2 separate regions of the Homo sapiens genome follow, and region 2 is linked to region 1. Evidence: chromatin contacts called from ENCODE Hi-C or POLR2A ChIA-PET data. All regions are on one chromosome and are shown on one strand. Each heading gives the region's core, a stretch centred on a gene start or an enhancer-like site at or near the end of the contact. The rest is flanking DNA. Distances are from core to core; before and after follow the strand shown. Region 1 holds the start of VWA5B2 (von Willebrand factor A domain containing 5B2). Region 2 holds the start of FAM131A (family with sequence similarity 131 member A).

Region 1 (4,600 bases), core at 1,184-3,683:
GTAACCTACTTATAAGCATTTGCTTATACTGTTGCCCCTACCTTCCACTTAACTGAGTCCTACCCTTTCTTGCAGTCAAATGCTGGCTCTACCTCCTTCTGGAACATTCCTGGGGCCTCAGCCCAGAGCTCACTCTAGCCTCTAACCACAAGCCCCTAACGTGCTGGGCTTATGCCAGCTCTCAACACCACTGGATTCTGTTCCTCTTCTTCTTACCTGGATTGCAAATCCCCTGGGCAGGAATCAAAGCCATGTATGAATGAATCAATGAAAGAACCAGGTGCAAGCACAGCACACAGCACAGGGCTGGGCTTCTGTCCCTTCCCCGGGCACTCGCTGGGCCTCATAGTGCCAGGTTCTGTGTGAGGTGCTGGGATTTGGAGATGCTCCAGCGGGGAGACAGACAGGCAGATCTGTGACAATGACTCCCCCTGTAAGTGCCATAACGAGGGGGCACAAAAGGCTGGGGAGCCAGGAAACAGTGCAGCTATTTGTGGGAGAGTCAGGGAGGGTTTCCCTAGGAATGACGTTTAGTGGATCTTAAAGGACAAGTAGGAATTTGCTCAATAGAAGATGGAAAGACAGAGCAGAGAGTTGGGAAAGGACCTGTCAGTCAGTGTGGCCAGCGGCAGCGGTACCTGGTGTATGGGGTCGCTGGGAGAGGGATGGAATGGGGTGAGAGCGAGGGCCTTGGCTGCTAGGCACAGGAGTCTACACTTGATTCACTGGCCCACGCGGGGCCGGATTGAGGTGTGCAGCCTAAAATAGTAAGGGGCCGGAGGGGACCACCAGGGGAGAAGGCTCCCTTTGCAGCCCCCTAGAGAGACCGGTCTCCTGGGCTGTAAGGGTTGCTGGCGCCCCCGCAAGCCCTGTGCTGCCTGCTGTGTCTGTCTCCCAGGCTGTGAACCTCCGGGCCATGTTCTCCCAGCACCTGGCGCAGGTCAGGTGCCCAGCCCACGACTGCTAAATACCAGGATGAGCCAATGAATGCACAAGGCAGTGCCCGGAGGAAGGCGGGGGACGGGCGGAGGCCGAGCGGATGCGGGAGCCTGAGCTGCGCCCGGCTTTCAGGAGCGCGGGTGCGGGCGCGCGGAACTCACCCTGCGCGCAGCGGCGGGGCGTCGGGGTCCCCAGCCCCGGGCCCAGAGCGCGGCAGCAGGCGGCCTGCGAGCGGCGCCGGCTCTGCAGCTGGAAGGAGACGCGCCGTCCGGCGGCCTCGGCCTCGAAGCCGGACACCACCTCGGCCTCGGCCAGCGGGTACACGAACACGCCTGGGGAGGGCGGCGGGAGGCGGCGTCGGACCCTGCCCGGCGCACCCCCCGCCGCGCCCGCGCCCCACCCGGGCCTCACCGTCCACCGGCTGCGGCTGCGGGTTGCGGTAGGTGAGCCGGGCCCGCACGCTGAGGCAGGGGCCGTTGGCGCAGGCCCGGACCCAGGAGTCCGTGAGCGGCAGCGGCGTCCAGCTGGAGGGGCAGTACAGGCCGGGCATGGCGCCGGGAGGCCGGCCCTGCGGGAACGGGCCGGGGAAGCTGGGCGCAGGGTGACGGGACGCCCACCCCGCGCTCCAGAGGCCAGCGCGAGAGTCTCACTCCAGCACCCGGACGGGGCCTGCCGGGGCGCGAGGCCGAGCGGGAGCTCCTGAGGGCGACAGGTGGCGGGGGAGATAAGGGGGCGGCAGGCGTGGTGGCGAGGAGGGCATCCTCACGCGTTACCTGGGCAGCCGGGCCGCGGAGGGTTAATGATTAACGCGCGCTTCGGCGCCCAGCAGTCCCGCCGCGGCTCCCCCGGGGGTGGGGGCGGTCACAGCTGTTCCACCGCCCACTCCCAACCTCGCAGCCACCCCCGTACCTGCCGGCCCCCCGGGGCCCCCCGCGGCCGCCAGCTGTCGGAAGCGGCGCGGGTGGAGATGGAAGATGCTCCGGGAAGGCGGAGGTTTAAAGGGCCCGAATCCCCCCGGAGGCCCCCGGCCCTGCGAGGGATCGCGGGGGCAGGGTGGATGGGGCGCCGAAAGGGCCTTGGTCTTTCTCTCCCTGGTGCCTCATCCGACGGGGGTGCTGGCCGGAGTGGAGGGGTTAAGGGTGGGAAGAACGAGCTGGGAAAGCGAAAAGAGGGGGTCTTTGGGAGGCAAGCCCGGGAGAGGTGTCGGGCCAGGGAGAGTCCGTGGGAGCCGCCAGGTTACCGCTCCCTACCCCGGCAGAGCTGATGTGGGAGGAGGGGGCACCTGCAGTGGCCGCGGCCCGCGCAGGGGATGCCGCGGGCTGGCTCTGGGGATCGCCCCGCTCCCTGTGGCAGTCTCAGCCTCACCGTCGCGCCCTCCGCGGAGTTCTAGGTGCCCACGGGATCCGTGTGGGTGGTGCCGCCTCTGCGCTCCGGGTGGCCCTCGGTCCCGGCACCTGCCGGCCGCCAGTTCGTGACTGTGGCTGCAGCGGCTCTGAGTCCCGGCAGGGGCGCGGGCCCTGCCGGCGGTGGTCCCGCCCCCGTTCCGAGAGGCCGCCCCTCCAGCCTGCCCTGGCCACGCCTGCTGCTGCTGCGGCGGGGCTGGCGCTCCCCCCTCCTTCGGGCGCGGTACCGCCTCCGCGCCAGCCGCGGCAGCCCGAGCCAGACTGGGCACCGCAGTGCAGGGACCGCGTCCCCGCCGCCGCACGGATCCCCGTCACTGCAGGACCGAGGCCTCAGAGACCCCACCCTTTCCATTCTTCAGGAATCAGGCGTCCTGCAAGTGCCACCGACACTGCCGCGACCCCAGCTATCCCATTACCACGACGGCATCCCATTCCCCAGCCCACCCCACCCCCTGCCCTGGGTTGCTTCCCATCGCTGCAGAGACCCTCCCTCCTGACTGCAGCGAACCCCCCAGCCCCCCATCACCGTCACCGCAGGACTCTTCCCCCAAGAAGCTGGCCCCTTTCCTTTGCAAAGTGCTCTTCATCACTGCAGAAAACCTCCCCCATCCCTGCAGGTACTTTTAGTTCATGCAGCCACTTCAGTGACCACTCACTCCAAGCAGGGATTCCTCATCACTGCAGCGACCTCCTCCCACCCCCAAGCAGCCGGCCTTGGCATCGCTGCAGTGCCAACCACTTCTGCTGGGGTGGGAGGGTGTGCACAATAGCGCCCTCAGCCTATAACCCCTTGGTCTCTTCAGCTGTGCGGGCCTTGGGAGTGAAGCCTTCTAGCCTGAAGAGCCTTCTTATGGCTGCAGACCGTCCCCTCATAGCAGTGACCCCCACCCATCACCGCAGCCCTGAAGAGAAAACATCTCTGCTTGTCAGGAGGGCCCCTTGTTATTGGCAGACTTTGCATGTGCTTGACAGTGTTATGCTGTCAAAAAGTAGGAAGGTCCGGAAAACCTCTCCCAGGTCCCCCAAGGAAGAGTCTGAGAGCCCTGGGGAAGTGAGAGGAGATGACCATGTTTGGGGATCATCCATGTAAGCTTTTTGGCAGATGCCATACTGAGATTCTGCAGAGAGAGCTTGAGGAGAGCTGGGGATGGAGGACAGCCAGTAGGAAGTGAGCTTTCGAGTCGGGCCCATGGTTCTCACTCCTCCGCATTAACTCTCTCCTTCTGATTTCAATCACTATCACCAGGGATCATCCCCCCGGGGGATCCCTGCCTCCTTGAGTATCTGAGCCCTCAACCCCAACCATCTCCTTTGCTCACCCTACTTAGCATGGTGGAGAGAGCTTGACCTTTTCCCAGGGAATTTCATGGGTGGAAATGCACAGGAATGATACAGGGAGCACAGACACAGTCACACGTACCCAACACACAGGGAGCTCCAGCTGGGTCCTAGCCCTCTTTCCATACTACCTGGGTCATGGTTCCATTCACCTCTCTCCCCCTTTCTCTACTGAGTCTGTTCTCAGCTTCATCCTGAACGAGGGTCCCTCTTTCAGGCCTAGGGAGAAACAGTGGATGGGCTGATGGTCCCTCCAGGTGATCCAGGGCCTCAGGTAGGACCAGCCCTGGCCCTGAGGGCCTCACAAAGGTCCAGGCAGTGGCCACCTTTCCACAAGCACCTTGTGCTCTGCCCCTTCTACAAATGAACCAAGAGCTACATGTAGCCCTTGGACAAACATGAGGTTGCAAATAGCAGTCATTAGGGAGGTCTCCGACACATGGAAATGGAAAAAGAGGTCCTTCTGTTTGGTCCTGAGGAGAGCTTAGATGTAAGACAGCCTCCCAGGAAGATAGCATCCCTATCAGAGACCAGACACACACACTGGCAGAAGTCAAACTTTGCTGCAAAGCTGGACCAACCCTGAGATCTTGCTAGGAAGGTCTCCTTAGCTGAGGCAAATGGAGGGAGAGACAGGTGAATGGCTCCACAAAAAGCATAGGGCACCCTGCAGGATGAGGGGCAGGGGGTGGGGAGCCAGTGCTGGCTGCCTGGCACCTTGGGTGGGGCAGTAAGAAGGGTCTCTGAGGCCCAGCTGGAAGGCCCTCTGGTGGTGAGGCAGCAGCATGACAGCCAAGGGCAGAAGGGGACAGCACAGGAACCAGATTCCAGATCTGAGGCCGGGCTGAGGGATAGCATGGGGTGGGCTACGTGGTAGTCATAGGAGAATAGATGATATAGATGATATACATATAGATATA
Region 2 (4,600 bases), core at 1,377-3,876, 110 kb before region 1:
TCAGGAGTTTGAGACCAGCCAGGCCAACATGGTGAAACCCCATCTCCACTAAAAATAATTTAAAAAATGGGCAGGGCATGGTGGCGGGTGCCTGTTATCCCAGCTACTCAGGAGGCTGAGGCAGGAGAATTGCTTGAACCCAGGAGGCGGAGATTGCAGTGAGCCAAGATTGTGCCACTGCACTCCAGCCTGGGCGACAGAAAAAGACTCTGTCTCAAAAACAAGCAAACAAAAATGCAAAGGCTGGATGAATGAGGTAAGATATAATGTAAACAGTTTTCCTGGAGTGCAGCTGGTCACAACACATCTCTAAAATCTTGTCTAGCCTACGCTACTGTCCAGTGAGGTTAGTGCAGGCATCATACCCAGGCCCTGAAGGATCCCACTCTGTGACACCCTTGCCTCCTTCCAAGCCTCCTTTGAATCCACTGCTGATCTCCTCTGCCCAATAAAACCCCCCTTCTCAGGCCGGGCGCAGTGGCTCACGCCTGTAATCCCAGCATTTTGGGAGGCCGAAGCAGGCGGATCACCTGAGGTCGGGAGTTGGAGACCAGCCTGGCCAACATGGTGAAACCCCGCCTCTACTAAAAATACAAAATCAGCCGGGCGTGGCAGCGCATGCCTGTAATCCCAGCTACTCTGGAGGCTGAGGCAGGATAATCGCTTGAACCCCAGAGGCAGAGGCTGCGGTGAGCCGAGATCGCACCATTGCATTCCAGCCTGGGCAACAAGAGCGAAACTCCGTCTCAAATAAATAAATACATAAAAATAAATAACAAAAAACAAAAACCCTTCTCCACCAATCCCTGTCAGCAAGCAGCCCGCCTGCCTCCAGGAAAAGGAACTCAGCTTTCCTCTGGGCCAAGAATGCCATCCTTACGTGAAAAAATGCTTGCCATCACTTAAGGCCCATCTCAAGTGTCACCTGCAAATAATGCTTTCAGCCGACAGCCTCTTCTTTTCTCTGACACACCCCGCCCCCATCATTGCCCTTGTCTGTCTCCCGAGGGAGCTCAGGATGGCAAGGCCTAAGTCTGATGCACGTAAGTTCCTAACTCCACCCTGTACCTGGCTCAGGGCTCCCTGACAAGCCCCAGCAAATGTTTCCCTCACTTAATGAAGTTGGAGGCACACATCCCTCCCCGGCATTGCCCAGCTCTCTTCTATCACGTTCCCGTCCCTCACAAGGGCAGCCAACACTGCCCCTTGACCTGAGGCCCACCCTCGATCCCTCCCCTTGGGTACCTGGCTGACAGGGCCCCCAGGGTGGCGCCAGTAGCCTCCAGCCAGGCCTAGGCGGGGGAGCACCTGCTGGGTGTTTCTTAGCTTGCTCTCCCTCCCTCGCTTCGCTCCCCTCAGCCGCCGCCATCCGTGCCCGGCGCTCCGCGCAGCTGCGGCCCAGGCCCAGAGAAAAGGTGTATGTCTCCCTGGCAACCCATCACCACGCAACAGGGTCTCCCGGGATACGGCCCGGGATGCGCTGACGTCAGCGCGGAAGGCGCGAGCTCTCCGCCTGCTGGCACAGCGCCGAGCAGAGCAGACCGGCACGGGGGCGGCCTCCCGGCCCGCCGCCGGATAGCGCCTCCGCCCGCCGGAAAAGGGAGCCAGAAGCTGGCTGGCCAGGCGTGGGTGGGGGCTGCAGATCCCCTTTATATGGATGACGTCCTCCTTCCCCCCACCACCAGGGGCCCAGCACCTCTGGCAAGTCCTGACTGTCCACCGAGGAAGGGCGGGAGGACCTGCTCCAGCCTCGGAGGGTTCGAGCAGATCCCAAAGAGGATAGAGAGAGACCCCGAGGAAGTTCGATCCACTCCACAGCCCAAGCGGGGTCCGAGGACACTGAGAGGAAGGGGAAAGGCTGTTGAGCTGTGCCCCTACTTCTGCAGAGATCCCCATTTTCATCCAGTATTGCCGTATCATTTCTCGGCCCCTCCCCCACCTTCCAGAAGACCAGCGCCCACTGAGTGCTCTCCTCAACTCTAAAAGCCCCCATCCCACACATCACTGACCCTCGGGCCCCTGGGGCCATTCTGTGGCAGCCCACTTGCCACCTTCCTGCTCTGGATAAATTTTGCCTCAAAACCCTAGGGTGAAACCAAACAATGATAAATTCTGACTCTCCTTCCCGTTTCCCAGCCTACCCATTCCTCTTGGAAAGCACACTGAGTTCTTCCGCCATCACTGTCCCCCCCACCACCGCCACCCTGGACCCTTTGCAGGAGGGTTGCCTTCCTTCTCTCTTCCTGCTGCCTTCTTTCCTCTCGCCAGCCTCAGCTGGTCCACAGCTCTTTACTCTTCTTTTCTGACGAACTCATGATATTTTTTCTGATTTTCACCCCTGTCCCCTGAAGCCGTTTCCTGATGCCCTGTCTGGCCCCAGCCTGGTTCTCCCTGTTTCAGCCTGGTTCTTAATATCTAAGCCAGAGTAATTTTCCTTTTCCACCTAAGCACCCTACTGCTCAGCTTCCCATCATCTCCCAGATCACATCCATGATCCCTGGTCTCACCTCTGCGACTTGTCTGACAAGTCCATCGTCCTCCAGGCCCTTCACGCTGCCACAGAAACATTTTGCCCAGCACAGAAATCATAGGCATGCTGGCTGTGTTGATGCAGAGAACCAAAAGCCCAGAACCGCTCCAGGCTCAGCTCCCAGTTCTATTCCTGTTTTGGCTCCGGATGCTGAGCCAGTCCCCTCCCCATTTGGAACCTGTGCCTAGTCACATAAGGAGAACATTCCTGCCTCATGGCTCTGAGGAGGTGGGAACACCAGGGCTCAGCCAAGCTCTCTGGGACTCGGGGAGCTGAGGCCCATTCCCTAGACAGTGCCAACAGGCAATGTACATCACAACTGACCTTTAGCTGGAGCAGCCGTCTCTATCCCTGAGCCTCGGCCAGCTGTTGGTCCCCAGAAATGCTACCAACCAGAAGGAAAACAGGAGGTTACAGGCCATCCCTGGCCCCCAACTGGTACCTAACCAGGGCTCTCGAGGCCAGTCCTGAGGTCAGCCAAACTCACCCCTGACAAGAGAAGGTGATGACTTCCTGAACTCCAAGCCTTGATAGGGCCAGAGAGATCAGAGCAGTCAGCTGCTCCTCAGCTTCAAAAGCCACGAGGTTAACTTAGGACTACAAATCCCAGAATTCCTCAAGGGAAGTACAAATCTCAGCCAGTCTTAGCTCCAAAGAACATCAAGTACCAACCACACCAAGGCCTGTGTGACTGACCACCTGCCCTGAAGGTCCAGGACCCATCCCAAACCCAGTCCTGCCTTGCCTTATGCGTGGAGAAATCCACCACACCGGAGTAAAGGAAGCTGGCCGACCTCTGATGCACAGGACTACGGCCAGGCCCGGTGTGCATGGCCACCCACGGAAACCGAGGCCCAGGCAGGGGTCAGCACTGTGGGAAGGAAGCCCTGATGGCCTGCCTCTGGGTTCCTCTTTCCCTCCACAGAGTAGAGTGATTTGTTTTTGCTGAGTGGGGGCAGGACATTAAAACAACTGTAATAGGTGAGAGGTGATTCAGTGTTCACAGGTGCCCCAAACGGGACCTCAGTCCCCCTTCGCCGACTGACTGAAGAGGGGAGTCAATGTCCGACAAAAATTCTGTGGTAGGGTGCTTAGCCAGGACCGAAAGGCTACCTCTTTAAGAAGATGGGGACACGGCTGGGAGAAGCAGGTTCCCAGCACAGGGCCACTCCCAGGACTGTGAAGGCAGAGGTGTAGGCGGAGGGGAGTGTGTGTGTGGGCGCGCAAGGCCAGTCGCCGAGGGCTGGAGTGGTGGGGGCATCGGGCTGCCCAGCCCCTCCCGGGGCTGTGCGTCTCCGGCCACCCTGAGCAGTGGGCACACGGCAGCCAGCGGCGAGACCATGCGTCTGCCCTGCAAAACCCCAAGGCAGGCAGGCCGTGGGAGCGAACCGGAGTCGGTCTGGCCCCTTCCCTGCTCATTCCCGCTCCCTCCTGTTGCCTGGCCCGCCTCCCGGTGCAGGCTCCTCCCTCTCCCGACACCGGCCCCCTCCTCAAGGCCCCCACCCACCCGCGGCCCGCGCACCGGCGGCCGCAGCCCGACTCCCCAACCCGTACCCGGCCTCCGCCTCTTACCCTGACCCGCCGGGCTCCGAGAGCCGATACAGCCCATGGCCGGGCACCCAGGCACGCTAGCCTGCGCTCGGGGCGCGGGCCATCGCCTTGCAGAGGGTAGGGTCGCGGCCACACTGGGGAGGGGAGAGCCCGTGAGAGGGGAGGGGTGGGAGCCGCGCGTCCGCCGCCGCTCCCCGGAGAGGGAACCGGGCCGGTGACGTAAGCGCGGGGGCGTGACCGCCGCGTCACCACCCAAAGTAGGCGGGGCGCAGCGACGTCACAGCCACGCAGAGGCGGCCTGGACCGGGTTCGAAAATGCCGGTCCTCTCCTCCCAGAGCCGACTGCCACCTGAAGGCAGGGGCGGCGAACACTCACTAAGCCAGCCCAGTCACACTACACGGGGTCGCAAAACCTCCCTTCATGCATCCAGCCCCTTCATTTTACAGATGACACCTTCAAGCCATAAAGGGATTCTCCAGCTATAAACAACCCGAAACCCAAAAGCCTTCCCCACACAG

The links. A loop is a pair of places that touch in the nucleus more often than their neighbours do. ChIA-PET counts read pairs that join two places held with the same protein, here RNA polymerase II (POLR2A). Pooled maps may share reads with other maps.
Region 2: a pooled map shows a loop between it and region 1 (4-fold over the local background). The contact joins the promoter of FAM131A here to the promoter of VWA5B2 in region 1. A Hi-C loop is called at or near these places in 4 of 50 pooled maps. POLR2A ChIA-PET finds 5 or more read pairs at or near these places in 2 of 52 experiments (GM12878 and activated B cell).

Annotation. Positions count from the first base shown.
Region 1 is chr3:184,227,418-184,232,017 of GRCh38, reverse strand. VWA5B2 (von Willebrand factor A domain containing 5B2) reads right to left here and starts at 2,433. Exons shown (of 20, transcript NM_001390846.1): 1 at 2,305-2,433; 2 at 1,351-1,638; 3 at 1,101-1,271. The coding sequence starts at 1,489. RefSeq lists a silencer at 2,326-2,665.
Region 2 is chr3:184,335,626-184,340,225 of GRCh38, reverse strand. FAM131A (family with sequence similarity 131 member A) reads right to left here and starts at 2,626. Exons shown (of 6, transcript NM_144635.5): 1 at 2,508-2,626; 2 at 1,697-1,839. The coding sequence starts at 2,595. RefSeq lists an enhancer at 1,473-2,084 and silencers at 3,883-3,952, 3,876-4,076, 3,993-4,422.